3 separate regions of the Homo sapiens genome follow, and all the other regions are linked to region 1. A link is a loop called in an ENCODE intact Hi-C map of the cell type or tissue named here. Cell type or tissue: HCT116. All regions are shown on one strand. Each heading gives the region's core, and the rest is flanking DNA. Links, peaks and the distances in the headings are about the cores only. Region 1 has its middle 8.6 kb from the start of SPATS2. Region 2 has its middle 6.2 kb from the start of PRPH. Region 3 has its middle 12 kb from the start of MCRS1.

Evidence for each region. Peaks named below come from ENCODE experiments on the same cell type or tissue, not always from the same donor. Only the 100,000 strongest peaks of a DNase experiment are listed, where the experiment ranks them.
Region 2: it touches region 1 in a loop (7-fold over the local background); 56 of 110 quality-filtered maps call a loop at or near these places.
Region 3: it touches region 1 in a loop (9-fold over the local background); 57 of 110 quality-filtered maps call a loop at or near these places.

The regions. Positions count from the first base shown.
Region 1 is chr12:49,355,974-49,361,666 of GRCh38, reverse strand. No RefSeq gene overlaps it. Among named protein-coding and RNA genes, the nearest start is that of SPATS2, 8.6 kb to the left of the region's middle. In HCT116, for the core only: CTCF peaks have their summits at 2,831 (motif pointing left) and 4,402 (motif pointing right); DNase peaks (open chromatin) are centred at 2,836 and 4,357; H3K4me3 peaks cover 461 bases; H3K27ac peaks cover 1,781 bases.
Region 2 is chr12:49,286,089-49,291,781 of GRCh38, reverse strand. No RefSeq gene overlaps it. Among named protein-coding and RNA genes, the nearest start is that of PRPH, 6.2 kb to the left of the region's middle. In HCT116, for the core only: a CTCF peak has its summit at 3,263 (motif pointing left); a DNase peak (open chromatin) is centred at 3,292.
Region 3 is chr12:49,577,794-49,583,486 of GRCh38, reverse strand. It overlaps a transcript of FAM186B not described here. Among named protein-coding and RNA genes, the nearest start is that of MCRS1, 12 kb to the right of the region's middle. RefSeq lists enhancers at 1,032-1,081, 1,182-1,231. In HCT116, for the core only: a CTCF peak has its summit at 2,783 (motif pointing right); a DNase peak (open chromatin) is centred at 2,816.

The sequences.
Region 1 (5,693 bases), core at 180-5,179:
ATGGCAACATGCAAGAAACTTATTGATAGAACAGTACAAACTAGATGGGAATACAGAAGGAATTCAAAGGGCAAAGATTACTAGAGGTGGAATTAATCAGCAAAGGCATCATTTAGGGATAAACCTTAAGCTAGGTCATAAAAGAAGTGTAAAGATTTGTATTAGCAAGGCTAGGCATGGTGGTTAATGCCTGTAATCCCAGCACTTTGGGAGGCTGAGGCCGGTGGCTCACCTGAGGTCAGGAGTTCGAGACCAGCCTGGCCAATATGATGAAATCCTGTCTCTACAAAAAATACAAATATATTAGCCTGGCGTGGTGGCGGGCGCCTATAATCCCAGCTACTCGTGAGGCTGAGGCACAAGAATCACTTGAACCCAGGAGGCGGAGGTTGCAATGAGCCAAGATCACACCACTGCACTCCAGCCTGGGCAAGAGCGAAACTCCATCTCAAAAAAAAAAAAAAAAAAAGATTTAGCAGAGAGGAAAAATAATTATAGGAAAGAAGAAGAACATCAACCAAAGGCAGAAATATCAAAACAAACACATTGATGGAGAAGAATTAGAGCCTGAAGGGAGATGGGTCTGAAATGATCAGTCATCTTGGCTGTGCAAGAAAAGTCAACTGCTAAGACGAAGTAAGTTTGCAGGCACTGAATATCAAATTTACTGAATATTAAACGTACACTCTCTCCTGTGGTTCATGGGAGGGAAAGGGAGGAAAAAGCAAGAGAAACCACGTCTAAAGTGGGTAAGGATATGGAAGGAGGGGTGGGGGAGTAAAACAAGCCTCAGTGGCCCTCAGATCTGTGACTGGGAAACACCTGAACCAAAGACGTTTTATGTCCCACAACCCCTTCCCATTCTTTTCTTTTTTTTTTGAGACAGAGTCTCGCACTGTCACCCAGGCTGGAGTGCAGTGGCGCGATCTCAGCTCACGGCAACCTCCACCTCCCGGGTTCAAGCGATTCTCCTGCCTCAGCCTCCCAAGTAGCTGGGACTACAGGTGCGCCACCATGCCCAGCTAATTTTTTTGAAGTTTTAGTAGAGACGGGGTTTCACATGTTGGCCAGGATGGTCTCAATCTCTTGACCTCGTGATCCACCTGCCTTGGCCTCCCAAAGTGCTGGGATTACAGGCGTTAGTCACCGGCGCCAAGCCCCATTCCTTTTTTTTTTTTTAAGAGACAGGGTTCTCACTCTGTTGCCCAGGTTGGAGTGCAGTGATGGGATCATTGCTCACTGCAGCCTCCAGCTCCCAGGCTCAACTGGTCCTCCCATTGCAGCCTTCCCAGTGGCTTGGACTACAGGTGTGAGCCACCAGGCCTGGCTAATTTTTTTTTTTTTATAGAGATGGGGTCTCCCCATGTTGCCCAGGCCGGTCTCAAACTCAAGCAATCTTCCCCACTGGGTTCAAGTGATCCTCCTGCCTTAGCCTCTCAAAAGTGCTAGGATTATAGGCATCAGCCACTATGCCTGGCCTTTTTTTTCCCCACTCTTGAGACAGATTAATAAATTTCTTATTTATTTATTTGAGGCAGGGGCTTGCTCTGTTGCCTAGGTTGGAGTACAGTGGCAGAATCATAACTCACTGTAGCCTCAAACTCCCGGGCTCAAGTGATCCCCCCGCCTCCGCCCATCATCACACCCAGCTCCCGTTCCTTTTCTGGTACTAATTCACCTGAAATGTGCCTGAGCCATTGATTCTAGGAAAAATGCCCTTTTAGGTGTTGCTTGCAAAGCCAGGCTCACATGCTGACTCAGTCACTGCCCAGCAGATGTTCCCCACAACATTTCTCAACCCAGAATTGGGACTGAGGTCTGGCACAGAATGGGTTAAAAGATTCCCTTCTGGGCTGGGAGTGGTGGCCTGTAATCCCAACACTTTGGGAGGGCAAGGCGAGCAGATCACCTGAGGTTGGGAGTTCGAGACCAGCCTGACCAAAATGGAGAAACCCCCGTCTCTACTAAAAATACAAAATTAGCTGGGTGTGGTGGTACATGCCTGTAATCCCAGCTACTCAGGAGGCTGAGGCAGGAGAATCGCTTGAACCCGGGAGGTGGAGATTGTGGTGAGCTGACATGGTGCCATTGCACTCCAGCCTGGGCAACAAGAGCGAAACTCCGTCTCAAAAAAAAAAAAAAAAGATTCCCTTCCAAGTTTCCCATACAGGGCACTGTTTTACTGCTTTGTTCTGTTGAAACTTGTCAGTAACGTTTAAACCCAGAAAGTCCAAGATCCTTGCTTAGAGTCATAATAGTTTGCAAATAACCAGATGGACTATGGAAAGGGTGAATGAGAGGTGGGGAAAAAGAAGAATAAGAAAGAAAAGAGAGAACAAATTATTGAAATGAAGTATCTTTAGCTGGAACCCTACATAAATTTTTTACTTTTATTGCTCAAAACTCATCTTAGCAAAAACAAAACAAAACAAAACAAAACAGTTGAACAACTTTTAATCCCTTGAGGCGACTAACAGAAATACTGCAGGGAACATGAAGCAAAAGAAAAACATTTTAAATCACCTTCTCAGGGTGGGAACTTCAAAAGCCAAAGCACTGGCATGAGATGTGCGTTCAAAGTTCTAACATGAAATAGACAGCTCTAGATTCCCCTAGGAGATTAAATGACAACTGAAAAGCATGCTTCAGTTGGAGCTTGCTTTGAATAACACCCCAAATCCAACTTCACAGTTGCTTGCTCCTTCTCAGCAAAAGGAGAGGACTGAACTCTGGTAATGAACCTGCTATGGAGGTGCCACTACCACATTTTTTTTTAAGTGAAGGGGACAGCCGAGGGACATATTTTACCATGACAGCCTTGTAGCGCCATCTGCAGTTCCTAGCTAAGACTACAACAAACCACACGTCTCCAGGCTTGTTAGGACCACCCCACTGTTCAAGAGAAAAGAAAACTAAGACATAGAGTACTAAAGTCAGTGAGTCCTCAAAAGCCTCCTGGGTCCTAGAGTAGATGCAAACATAGCTCTAAGACACAGTGCCTAGGAAAAGATCTAAGGGCCTCAGTTGACTATAAACTCAATGAGTCACACTTACATAGCAACCAAAAAAAGCTAGTAAATTTTTAGGCTGCTGGATTTAAAGGATGATATATTGTTCAGACCTTGAGAACGTAACAGCCCCACAGTACCCCGTTCTGTCTGAACACGTCTCAGAATTGCATTTAGTTCTGGGCACCACAATTTAAGAGCAATATTGACAAGAGCTATAAAAAATGTTCATACCCTTTGACCCAGTAATCCCACCCATGGGAATTTATTCTAAGGAAATAATTCAAGAGAAGAGATGAATTAGAGCCATGAAGATATCGATGCCACATTATTTACAACAACATTATATAAATGTTTATCAAAAAGGGAATATTATACAGCTTTAAGATATAATGGTGTGTTATTAAAAAATAAAATGTAATGATAATGCATGCTTCAACATATTTGAATCATTTTTTCTTTTCTTTTCTTTTTTTTTTTTTTGAGAGTCTCGTTCTGTCACCCAGGCTGGAGTGCGGTGGCACAATCTCAGCTCACTGCAACCTCCTCCGCCTCCCAGGTTCAGACGATACTCCTGCCTCAGCCTCCTGAGTAGCTGGGACTACAGATGCATGCCACCACACCCAGCTAATTTTTGTATTTTTAGTAGAGACAGGGTTTCACCATGTTGGTCAGGCTGCTCTCAAACTCCTGACCTCGTGATCCGCCCACCTCAGCCACCCAAAGTGCTGGGATTACAGGCGTGAGCCACCACACCCAGCCCATATTTGAATCTTGGAAACATTATGTTCAATGAAAGAAGCCAGACACACACAAAGGACAACATATTGTGTGATGCCATTTAAATAAAATGTCCAGGATAGGCAAATCTAGAGACAGAAAGCAGATCAGTGATTGCAGAGGCTAGGAAGAGGAGGAAACAGAGAGTGATTGCTGATGAGTATGGAGTTTCTTTTTGGGGTGGTAAAACATTCTGGAATTAAATAGAGGTGATAATTATACAACTTTGTGAATCTATCAGAAACCACTGAATTGTACACTTTTAAAGGGTGAAGTTTATGCTATATGAATTATATCTCAATTAAATATATATAATAACAAAGTCTTTATAGTAATATTTTAAAAGCTTATTGAATCACAAGCATTTTTTTATTTTACTGTAAAAACATCATCTTTATCAGGGAGGGGGGAAAGTACAAAATTATGTCCCTGATATGATTCAACCATGTAAAATGATGTACATTTATGAACGACGACTAGAAGTGAACATGAATAACTGAAAACAAACAGTGTGATGCAAGTGAATTTTTGGAGGGTGAGATGGTCATTATATTGTTCTTCGAGCAATTAAATATTTTATTTTCTTCCCAAAACAATGTCCACAAGGGGGCAGACAGAAGATGACAAATAAAACCATTTAATAAAAACCTCAGCTGAAAAGCTAATAACTCCAGAATGCAGGTTGAAAGCAAGCTTAAAGGTCATCTAGGCTGGGGTCAGTAGCTCATGCCTGTAATCCCAACACTTTGGGAGGCCAAGGTGAGAGGATTGCTTGAGCCCAGGAGGTAAAGGCTGCAGTGAGCTATGACCGTGCCACTGCACACCAGCCTGTGCAACAAAGTAGATTTCGTCTCAAAAAAAAAAAAATCATCTAAGTCATCTAAGTCCATCTCCCTCACCTGACAAGAAAGAAACAGAGGCCCTAATGGAAAGGTGGCTCACCCAAAGTCACCAGTATGGTCAATGCAAGAGGTAGAAGTAGAGACCCATCTCTTCACCTCTTCATCCCTCCTCACTCGGACTACAGTGCCTCCTCCTTAAACAAAGTGATGGTAAATGTGGCAAATGAAAGACTTAGAGAGATAGGAGATGAAGGGCAGAATCTCATCAAGAAATGGTTTTTGGTTTTTTATGTTCTTTGTAGCAAGAGATGGCAGGTCCAGAAAGACATTACAAGGAAGCAAATTTAGGAACAATTTAGGGAACAATTAAGGATGTCTAAAAGGTGAGACAGGTAGAAGATTTCCAATTCAAGCAAAACCCGAAATGGTCATCTCTAAGGCAAGCTTTTCCCAAGATTCTGTACTGTATAGTTGCTTGGGATACAGGCCTTCTCAGTTCCCTTCCAACTCTTCAAAGTATCTATGAATTTTTGTTTTGTGCAAATGGGAGAATATGAAATCACTGGATTTCATTAAATCAACTAAGGTAGAAAATAAAGAAGACTCACTTGTTAATGTCTTAGATTTCCTATTATTTTACTAAATGTCCTTTTTTTAAGACCGTATTTTGGGTTTTGTTTTAATTTCATTTACTTATTTGTTTTTATTTTGTTTATTTATTTATTTATTTCAGACTGTGTCTCACTCTGTTGCCCAGGCTGGAGTACAGGGGCGCAATCACAACTCACTCATGATTGACCTTCTGGGCAGCCACATTTTCTTTTTTCTTTTTTTTTTCTTTTTATTTTTTGAGACGGAGTCTCACTCTGTTGCCCAGGCTGGAGTGCAGAGGCGCCATCTCGGCTCACTGTAACCTCCGCCCCCCTGGGTTCAAGCGATTCTCCCCACTCAGCCTCCAGAGTAGTTGGGACTACAGGCGTGTGCCACCATGCCCGGCTCATTTTTGTATTTTTTGTGTTTTTTATTTTTTGAAGTGGAGTCTCACTCTGTCGCCCAGGCTGGT
Region 2 (5,693 bases), core at 317-5,316, 70 kb after region 1:
CGAAGTTTAGGTTACTGGCAAGAGTGCTATTTTTAAATTAAATTAAATTAAATTTTTTTTGAGAGAGAGTCTTGCTCTGTTGCCCAGGCTGGAGTGCAGTGGCATGATCTCAGCTCACTGCAACCTCCACCTCCTGGGATCAAGCGATTCTCCTGCCTCAGCCTCCCGAGTAGCTGGGATTACAGGTACCTGCCACCATGCCTGGCTAATTTTTGTACTTTAGTAGAGACGGGGTTTCATTATGTAGGTCAAGCTGGTCTCGAACTCCTGATCTCAAATGGTCCGCCTGCCTCGGCCTCCCAAAGAGCTGGGATTACAGGCGTGAGCCACCACGCCTGGCCAAGAGTGCTATTAAATGTCAGGCCACGGGCTCAAAGCTGGATTAGGAGGGCATGTAGGCAAGAGAGAGTGGGAGATTGGGAGAGTAAAGAGATCCATGGCTGGCCAAAGAACAGTCATAGAACAAAGACATGCCAGTGGAGCACAGTGGTTTACGCCTGTAATCCCAGCACTTTGGGAGGCTGAGGCGGGCGGATCACAAGGTCAGGAGATCAAGACCATCCTGGCTAACATGGTGAAACCCTGTCTCTACTAAAAATACAAAAAATTAGCCGGGCGTGGTGGCGGGCACCTGTAGTCCCAGCTACTGGAGAGGCTGAGGCAGGAGAATGGTGTGAACCCAGGAGGTGGAGCTTGCAGTGAGCGGAGATCGCGCCACTGCACTCCAGCCTGGGTGACAGAGCGAGACTCCATCTCAAAAAACAAACAAACAAATTAGCCGGGCGTGGTAGCATACGCCGGTAATCCCAGCTACTTGGGAGGCTGAGGAAGGAGAATCTATTGAACCCGGGAGGCAGAGGTTGCAGTGAGCCAAGATCGCGCCACTTCACTCCAGCCTGGGCGACAGAGTGAGACTCTGTCTCAAAAAAAAAAAAAAAAAAAAAAAAAAAAGACATGCTAAGCTCCTCCCAGCCTTACCCTCTGCTTCAGCACATCCCTAATACTTGCATCTGTCAGCTGGGGTCTCTGCCTCTCCGGGTCTAGGATTGACACAAACCTCCACTCCAGGCCAGGCGAAGTGGCTCGCACCTGTAATCCCAGCACTTTGGGAGGCCAAAGCAGGCAGATCGCTTGATCCTAGAAGTTCAAGACCAGTCCTGGGCAACATGGAGAAACCCCATCTCTACAAAACACACAAAAATTAGCCAGGCATGGTGGCATACACCTGTAGTCCCAGCTACTTGGAAGGCTGAGGTGGGAGGCTCACCTGAGCCCAGGAGGTCAAGGCTGCTGTGAACTGTGACTACACCACTGTACTCCAGCCCCAGTGACTGAGATCCTATCTCAAAATAAATAAATAAATAACCAGCCAGGCGCTGTGGCTCACGCCTGTAATCCCAGCACGTTGGGAGGCCGAGGCGGGCAGATCATGAGGTCAGATCGAGACCATCCTGGCTAACACGGTGAAACCCCGTCTCTACTAAAAATACAAAAAAGTAAACCGGCATGGTGGCGAGCGCCTGTAGTCCCAGCTACTCAGGAGGCTGAGGCAGGAGAATGGCGTGAACCCGGGAGGCGGAGCTTGCAGTGAGCCGAGATTGCGCCACTGCACTCCAGCCTGGACGACAGAGCAAGACTCCGTCTCAAAAATAAAAATTAAAAAATTTAACAAAACAAAATAAAAATTAAAAAACTAAACCTCCACTCCACATCCTAGGTGAAGTCCAGGGTCCTCTCCAGGATTCCTTTGTCTTCCCAGCTTTATTTTATTTTTATGTATTTATTTATTTTATTATTATTATTATTAATTATTATTATTATTGTTACTACTATTATTTTTTGAGACGGAGTCTCGCTTTGTCACCGGGCTGCAGTACAGTGGTGCGATCTTGCCTCACTGCAAACTTCGCCTCCGGGGTTCAAGCGATTCTCCTGCCTCAGCCTCCCAAGTAGCTGGGACTACATCCTGGGCACGCCACCACACCCAGCTAATTTTTGTATTTTTAGTAGAGATGGGTTTCACCATGTTGGCCAGGATGGTCTCCATCTCTTGGCCTCGTGATCTGTCCGCCTTGGCCTCCCAAAGTGCTGGGATTACAGGCATGAACCACAGCCCCCGGCCTATTTTATTTTTATTTTTTGAGAAGGATCTCACTCTGTCACCCAGGTTGGAATGCAGTGGTGCAGTCTCAGCTCACTACAACTTCCGCCTCCCAGGCTCAAACGATCCTCCTGCCTCAGTCCTTGAGTAGCTGGGGTTGCAGGAGCGCACCACCACGCCTGGCTAATTTTTTTCTACTTTTGGTAGAGAGGGGGTTTCACCATGTTGCCCAGGCTGATCTCAGACTACTGAGCTCAGGCAATCCACCCACCTCGGCCTCCCAAAGTGCTGGGATTACAATCGTGAGCCACCATGCCTGGCCCCCCAGCTTTATTTTTGAGTCCCTAGCTCCAAGTCCTCGCTGCTCCTGAATTGCCTGACTTTATAGTTGCTCTTGCGATGTCCCAGATGTGGAACTCAGCACTGTTCCTTGGTCCCTGTGGTCCTATTTCCCCATCACTTAGGTAAGACCTGAGGCTCAGAGGGACCAAGTTGCATGTCTGAGCTTGTACAGTGAGCTAGTGGTGGTTTCCTCTGGAAGGGCGCGTCCTGGTTGATCAGGCCCTGAGTGGCCCTGCTGGTGTTCTTCACTCTATGCCTGCAGGACCCAAGGTGAGCCTCAGCCGGAAGGGATCCAGCACCACACTTTTGAAGGTAGACTCTCCCAGCCCAGTTTGGCTGCAGGGTCCCCACTGACAGAGTGGCTTTACCAGAGTGGAACTCTTTCCCATTATCTCCACCTGGGGCTCCACTGCTTCCAGTTAGGGAGCACTGTGGGCATCCCTGCCAGCTCATCCCTTCTCTCACTGTATCACATAGTGATACAGTGCTAGGTCTAACACATTTATTTAATCACTCCTAATCCTCACAGTAACCCTATGACATAGGTACTATTACTATTCCCACTTCATAGTTGAAGAAACTGAGGCACAGCGAGGTTAAGTAACTTTCCTAAGGTCACACAGCTAGTAACTGGTAATCTGTTTATATGTCTGCCTCTGACTTTCCGCTCCCTGACAATATGATCTTTGAGGGCAACGATAAGATCGTACTGATCTTTTTGTCCGTGGTGTCTGCGGCGGGACCTAGGTCAATTGAATGCGTGTGAGGCACCCAAAAAATCTCTTTGTTGGTGGCCCCTAAAATAAAGCGAGGTATGTTGCTGCCACCTTCTGGTCAGAAGTCAGAATGACGTGCTGACGTGTTCAGTCTGCATCTATGTTGAGTTCAAGACTCAAGGATCCTGGAACACTGGAATTTGGGGAATACTTCAAAACTTATTGTGATTTCTTTTTTTGTTTGTTTGTTTGTTTACAGATGACATTTATCCAAGGGAGTGTAAAATAGAGTCAGAGAAGCACTGGTATGAGGAGTTTGGAGCCCTCATTCCATTCATTCCCTGAGTTCTAGGAGCCTCCTCTGTTCCTCCAGAAGCCAAAAGACAGGGCAGGAAGACAAAATCTTTCCGCAACTCCTCACCATTCTCTGTTGTGCCCACAATCTCCGGTTCCACCCTCACTGTAAAATCACGTCTCCATCCGCCTGCTTGATCTTTCAGCCAGCCGCTCCTCAGCTGGAGAATGGGAAATAATGGGCTGTGCCAGCAAGCCACACTCCAAGGGCAGAGTGCTCAGTGAACCTGTTCAAAGTGTGGCCTGGGCAGCTGCCTGAGGGTCACCCGGGCCATGAAAAGGCAGGCCCCTGGGTCCTACCCACATCTTCTGAATCTTTAGAAGGGCATTGACAAATGCTCTACTGATTTTTAAGTATTCCTGGATTAAGATATTTTTTCTTTAAATTGTCCATCTTTTACTCTATTTTATCTTGAAAAAAATCAAACCCAGGACAAAGTTGAAAGAATGCTGCTATGAACACCAATATATCCTTCCCTTGGATTTACCAGTTGTCAATGTTTTGCCACAATTCCTCTGGAAGTGTTAGACATCATTATATTTAATCTCTGAATACATTAGCATGTAACTCCAAAGAACAAGGACATTTTCCTACATAACCACAGTAGGATTAGCCCACTGAAGACATTTAACATCGATTTGCCTTTATTTGTGTAAAAAAATTTTGTAACTAACAAAAAAGAAATTTAACACTGATATAACAGTATTATCTAATACACAGCCCATATTCAAATTCCCTCAATTGCCCCAATAACATTCTTTATAGCTATTTCCATGCAATCTAGGACTTGAAAATCATGAATTGTATTCAGTCATCACCCGAGCAGAAGGGTAAGGCTGGGGATGAGCTTGGCATGTTTGAAGAATTGCAGAAAGTTCAGTGAGGCTGGCGCGAGGCAGATGAGGGAAGAGAGCGGGAAAGGTGAGGTTAGAGGCATGGCAAGGAGTCAAAGATCACGAGGCTTTTAAAATCAGAGTAAAGAGTTTATTTTAAATGCAATGAAAAGCCATTAGAGGGTTTGAAGCAGGGAATGACTTAATCTGATTTATAATTTTTGTTTTGTTTTGTTTTGTTTTTGAAATGGAGTCTCGCTCTGTCGCCAGGCTGGAGTGCAGTCGTGCGATCTTGGCTCACTGCAACCTCTGCCTCCCAGGTTCAGGTGATTCTCCTGCCTCAGCCTCCCGAGTAGCTGGGACTACAGGAGCGTGCCACCACACACAGCTAATTTTTTTGTATTTTTAGTAGAGGTGGGGTTTCACCATGTTGGCCAGAATGGGCTCGATCTCCTGACCTAGTGATCTGCCCGCCTCGGCCTCCCAAAGTGCTGGAATTACAGGCATGAGCCACCTTGCTCCGCCCTGATTTAGGATTTTAAAAGGTCAATCTGAAGACAATTTCAGAGTTGGGACATTCTATAAGACAACTAGTCCTAGACTCTTTAAAAAGTTAAGGTCAAGGCCAGGCACGGTGTCTCACACCTGTAATCCCAGCACTTTAGGAGGCCTAGGTGGGCGGATCACCTGAGGTCGGGAGTTGGAGACCAGCCTGATCAACATGGCGAAACCCTGTCTCTACTAAAAATACAAGAAAAAAAAAGTTAATGCCAAAATAATAATAATAATAATAATAATAATAAGTTTATATCATTTTTTGTTGGTGTTTTTTGGAGCTTTCATAACAAATTACCACAAACTTGGTGGCTTAGAACAACAAAAATGTATTCTCTCACAGTTCTGAAGTCCAGAAGTCCAAAATCAAGGTGTTGGTGGGGCTGTAGTCCCGAAGGCTGGAGCAGAGAGGAACCCTTCCTTGCCTCTTCCAGCTTGTGGTGCTCCAGGCATTCCTTGGCTTGTGACCACATCCCTCCAGTCTCTCCCTCTGTCTTCGCATGGCCGTCTCCTCCTTTGTGTCCATGTCTCCTCTTCCTCTTACAAAGACCCTCATCTTTGGATTTGGGGCCCACCCAAGTAATCCAGGATGATCTCACCTTAAGATCATTGTTTACCCCTGTAAAGACGCTTTTCCCAAATAAGGTCACATTAACATGTCCTAGGACATAGACATATGTTTTGGGAAGCCACCATTCAGTCCACTACAGTGGGAGATCATTTTGACAACAAGAGACTAAGAGATGAAACAATCAAATGTATGTACAAAGCTAGATTGGACCCTAAATTTT
Region 3 (5,693 bases), core at 509-5,508, 220 kb before region 1:
TTTCCAGCCTCTCGGGTCCCAGGCTCTTTCTTTTCTGGAGGCCTCACCCCAATGATACTTAACATCTTAAAATGCCCTCACACTAAATGTATCGCTCTAAATAATTAGAAAGCATTTTTATAACCTTGCTTCAGAAATTAACTGGCTATGAGTAAGTTATTTAATGTGTACTTAGCTGTGAGTGACATCTCAGCAATCAGAATGCACAGAGAAGAAATTGAACAAGTTTTATAAATGTAATGAGACTATTTTGAATATTAAATTTGACAGTGAATGAAACTGACAATATTATGTTTTATAAAGATTTCATACTATTCATACATTCTTTGTTTTTATATTTTGGCACCCATATTTTCAAAGGTTTCATGTTTTCACAGGCTCTTGGCACTGTGCTTAAGGGGCCTGGTGGCTGAACTTGCTCTGGTGATGGAGGACTTTGACCTTCTGCACGTCCTCTAGCGAGCTCTCTGGCAAGCATGCAGAGTGTCTGACATTCTTCTCCTGCTTTGGTAACAATTTCATCTTCTTAAAGGCAAAGAAAGCCTGCACGGGCCAAGCTGTGAAGCCAAGAGGGTTGGAAGACAAATATATATGTGTGTGTATCTTTGTGTATATATGTGTGTGTATGTATACGTTTGTGTATATATGTATGTATTTATGTAGCTGTGGATGTATTTATGTATGTATGTGCACATGTGTGTATATGTGTATGTGTGTGTATAAATGTGTATGTGTGTATACATGTATGTGTATGCATGTGTATATATGTGTAAGTGTGTGTGTGTGTGTGTGTGTCGGGTGTTTTTCTAGTGATGAGGTTCACTGATACTATACAGGAGCCTAATTTTTTTTAAGAGCAAAGTTGACATTTCTGGTCAATGTATTGCTTCTACCCCCAAAAAATTCAGGGAAGACAAGGCATGGGAAGGAGTATTTTTTTGAGCATTGCTTCAAGCCATATTCGGGGACTGGCCATAGCTCTGCTTGCATGGCCCACAGCCTCAGATGAGGAACCAAAACAAATGTGGAAGATGACATGGGAGAAGGGTCTACTCTGGCCTTGACTAACTGCAGAGGCATACAGTGGAAAGGAGAAAACCCCTTCAAAAACAACCCAGGCATAGAGCCAGGGAGGGGAAAGCCATGCATGGTCTGAAAAGTCAGAAAACAGATGAGCATGATTCTATGATCAGAGGAGTCACCTTCTCAAGAAGAGAAGATGTGTATGGCTGGGATGCTGTTAACTATCAAGTGAGGGCTTTGAAGGCAGGAATTTGAAGGTAGCTACATCTAACATGTTACAGGATCTGCCTCTAACAGGTGGGCAACATGCAGGAACAGACGTGGAATTTGAGTAGAGAGAGGGAATTGTACAAAAGAAATGGAAACTTGAAGATGCCAGAAATGAAAATCTTGCTGGGTGCAGTGGCTCACGCCTGTAATCCTAGCACTTTGGGAGGCCAAGGTGGGCGGATCATGAGGTCAAGAGATCGAGACAATCCTGGCCAACACGGTGAAACCCCGTCTCTACTAAAAACACAAAAATTAGCTGGCCATGGTGGCACGTGCCTGTAGTCCCAGCTACTTGGGGGGCTGAGGCAGGAAAATTGCTTGAACCCAGGAGGTGGAGGTTGCAGTAAGTTGAGATTGTGCCACTGCACTCCAGCCTGGTGACAGAGTGAGACTCTGTCTCAAAAAAAAAAAAGAAAAGAAAAGAAAAGAAAATCTTAACATCAGAGATATAGAAATCCTTTGGCAGGTTTATCAGCCAACTAGACAAAAGCAAGGCAAAAAAATATGTGAATTGAGGCAAGATCAATAGAAATTAGCCAACTATAACACAGAGAGAGTAAAAACAAAGCAACAAATCAGCAACCCCCAAACCAAACACCCAAGATGTGTGGGACAATACCAATGGTTTCACACACATGTGATCAAAGTCCCAGAAAAAGGGAGAAGAAATATTTAACAAGCTACTTGAAGAGATAATCACTGAGAATTTCCAAAATTAAAGACAAGAAGCCACAGATCCAAGGAGCTCAGAGAACTGAAGCAAGATAAATACAAAGGAAAACATACCTCAGCATATCATAGTCAAACCTGAAACCAAAGATGAGAGAACTTGAAAGCAGCCAGAAAGAAAAAGTTACCCAGTAAAGTAAAAAATAAAGCAGTCTTCTCAGGCAGTCTTGTAAGTTATGGGTCCACTAGATAACCCAGGAGCCTTCTAGAATATTCCTCCATTTGGGGGCAATTAGCTTAAGCAGGTAACATCCCAGCCAATTAGCCAATTAGGAGGCTGAGTGGCCTCCCATGCTCCAGTTCTACATATCCTGGCCCTGGCTCTTGTGTCACACCCTGCCCCTGCTCTCTGCACACCCTGGGAGGCCCTGCGCTGGCTGGTGGCTTCATCACCCCTCAAACACTATTTATTGCCTCTGAGCTGGGAGGAAGCTGAGCAGGTGGAGGCTGGATACACTAGTCACTGACCTCAGTGACCCTTGAGGCAGGCCCTGGGGTCTGACTGCTGCCTCACATTCTTTCCCAGGAGCTGAGCAGCCTGGAACAACCAAAGCCTGAGTCCAGCTAGTGCACCAGTCAGGGCGCTGCCACAGAGTTCACTGCCACAGGCAGCAGTGCTGTGAGCGGGCAGCTGCCAATGATTCAGGCCACCACTGGTCAAGAAGATTCGGTTTCCTCTCTCATCACCCCCAGGCTGTCTGTTAGGCGCCCCGTATCCTCACTCTCTGGAAGAGAGGAGAAGCCTTTCCTGCAGAAGCCACAAGGAGGCAGCAAAGTGCTTGTCTAAGGGCCTCAGCTGGCCTGGAGAGGGGCCGGGAATTCAAGAATTAGAAGGGAGGGAACTGCGGGAAGACTGACAGGAGGGGAGCTGGTGAGTTCCTGGGAAGGTGCAGGTGGAGCGTGGACAGCAAGTGCAGCAGAGGGAGAAGGCATTCCTGACCCATGCTGGGACACGGGGATCCTGCAGAGGACTCATGGTTGTGGAGTCTGCTCTCCCTTGGACTGGGGACCCTTCCTCCTCGCTTGATCGCCTACCCCCAGCAGGTCCTCTGCTCTGTATGGCACAGATCTATCCCTGCAAATGACCCTTTGGGCAGCAGTTTTTAGGAGCTCTGCCAGGAGGCCCTTCCCATGGACTTCCTCAAGCATGCAGCATGGCCCCATTGATTCATTTACTCATTCATTCATTCAACAAGTACCTATTAGGCACCTAACATGAGGCAGTGTTCTAGGTGTTAGGGATACTGTAGTGAGTAAAACAGATTTTTAAAAAGTGCTTTCATGGCCAGGTGCAGTGGCTCACGCCTGTAATCCCAGCACTTTCGGAGGCCGAAGCGGGCACATCATAAGGTCAGGAAATCGAGACCATCCTGGCTAACATGGTGAAACCCCATCTCCACTAAAAATAAAAAAAATTAGCCGGGCGTGGTGGCGGGCGCCTGTAGTCCCAGCTACTCGGGAGGCTGAGGCAGGAGAATGGCATGAACCCGGGAGGCGGAGGTTGTGTGAGCCATGATCGTGCCACTGCACTCCAGCCTGGGCGACTGAGCGAGACTCCATCTCAAAAAACAAACAAACAAACAAAAAACTGCTTTCACAAAGCTTACATTCTATGGGGGGAAAAGACAAGAAACAAAAATAAGTAGTAAAATGCACAGTTATGTCAGAACGTAAAAGGTTCCATGGAGAAACACAAATTTCAAGAGGGATAAGGCAGCAGAGTGCAGGGGAGTGGGTGTTACCATTTAAAGCAGAGAGGGCATGGCAGGACGTTTCAGTGAAGACTTGAAGCAGGTGAGGAGGTGAGCTGCGGGAAGGGCGTGCCAGGCAGGGAGAGCAGGCTGAGGTGAGAGCCTGCCTGGCACACTCAGGGGGCAGCAAGGTGCCCGGGGTACCTGGTGTGGGTGAGTGGGAGGGTGGGAGGAGCCACGTTGCAGAGGCCACTGGGAGGCCGGTCACACAAGGCCTTGTAGGCCACCGTAAGGACCTCTGTTCACCCGGAATGCAATGGGAGCCATTGCAGAATTCTAAGCAGAGAAGTGACATCATGTGCCCTTCAATTCAAGAGCATCGTCTGGCTGCAACCATGAGCATAGACTGGGAGCAGGGCGCAGGGAGACCAGCTGGAAGCTGTTTCAATTCCCACCCCATTCAGAAAGCCTAGTCATGAAGGCCGGACGTGGTGGCTCACGCCTGTAATCCCAGCACTTTGGGAGGCCGCGGTGGGTGGATCACCTGAGATTGAGTTTGAGACCAGCCTGGCCAACATGGTGAAACCCTGTCTCTACTAAAAAATACAAAACTTAGTCAGGCATGGTGGCAGGCACCTGTAATCCCAGCTTCTCAGGAGGCTGAGGCAGGAGAATCGCTTGAATTTGGGAAGTGGAGATTCAAGTGAGCCGAGATCATTGCACTCCAGCCGGAGAGACAAGAGTGAGACTCTGTCTCAAAAAAAAAAAAAAAATGCTTAGTCAATGAGCTCAGATGGCCCTTCCACCACGAAGCTTCCACTAATCCTCCCTAAGCCTCCCCTTCTCCTGGGGACGGGCTCTCCTGCCTTTGTGCGTGGATCTCTTCCAGCATTGGTCCATCTTGCCTTTGTTCTGGGATTATCGGTGAGCCTGTCCTCAACCCCACTAGACCTGAAACTCTTTAAGACGGATGCCCAGTTGCTCTCACAGCTGTAGCTTCCCCTCTACCCGGACCTTCAGAGGGCCATGCACACAGTAGAAACCAAGTCAAGCTTTCCCTAAGGAGTAAGTGCTCCCATCCCTCCTTGGCTGCCTCTGAGGCTTCTTCCGGGCTGTGTTTCTGCCTGGAGCACCACAATCGTTGTATTAAATGCTTGGCCACCATGACAGCCCTAGTGCCTTCTGTGAGCTGCATGTCACCGTCCCTCAGCACAGCCAGGTTTACAGGACACAGCTTGTCACCGGCCCATAAGGCAGCCTGTCAGCACTGGCAGGAAGCACACACAAACCAGTGAGTTTGCACAATCAGTGGCCTCTCTGGAGGCTCCCGAGGGCAATTAAATGTGTAATTTTTCATTTATTGATTCCTTAAACATTTATTGAGCACCTACTGTGGTGCCATGATCTGTATTAGGCAGCAGGGGCACGGAAGTGAGTAAAACTCATTTCCCAGGAGCCTACTGCAAACACAGGGTGCTGACTGGATGCAAAGCACTGGCACAGTTACAGAAATAAATTCAAGTATTGTCCTGAACTCCCGAGGACTCACAATCTACCCACCACTCCTTCAGCAATTGTACTGTGCCAAGTGCTGGAGTTGGCGATGAAAACAGAGGGGTCATGGCAAGCCTCGCAGGGTGACGCTTGAGTAGAGACTTGAAAAGGTGGGGAGGCAAGTCATGGGGGAATGGTGACATTGGGACAGACTCCCCTCACACGCCAGTGTGGAGAAAGAGTAGTAACTGGTAGGGAGCTAGTGTGGGAATGCAAGACAAAGTGCAACAGAGAATGGGGAAGACATATGGCAGTGAAGGTCTGGGGAGGCCTTTGGGACTAAGTGGGATCTCCATGAAATGTGGAAGGATGGGTGGAACTATTGCAGGGGGCGGGAGGCAGGAAATCCAAGGGAAAAGGACACTGTAAGCACAGAGCATGTTCATGTGGCAGCAAGCGGCCAGCCTGGGTGTAGTTCCACACCAC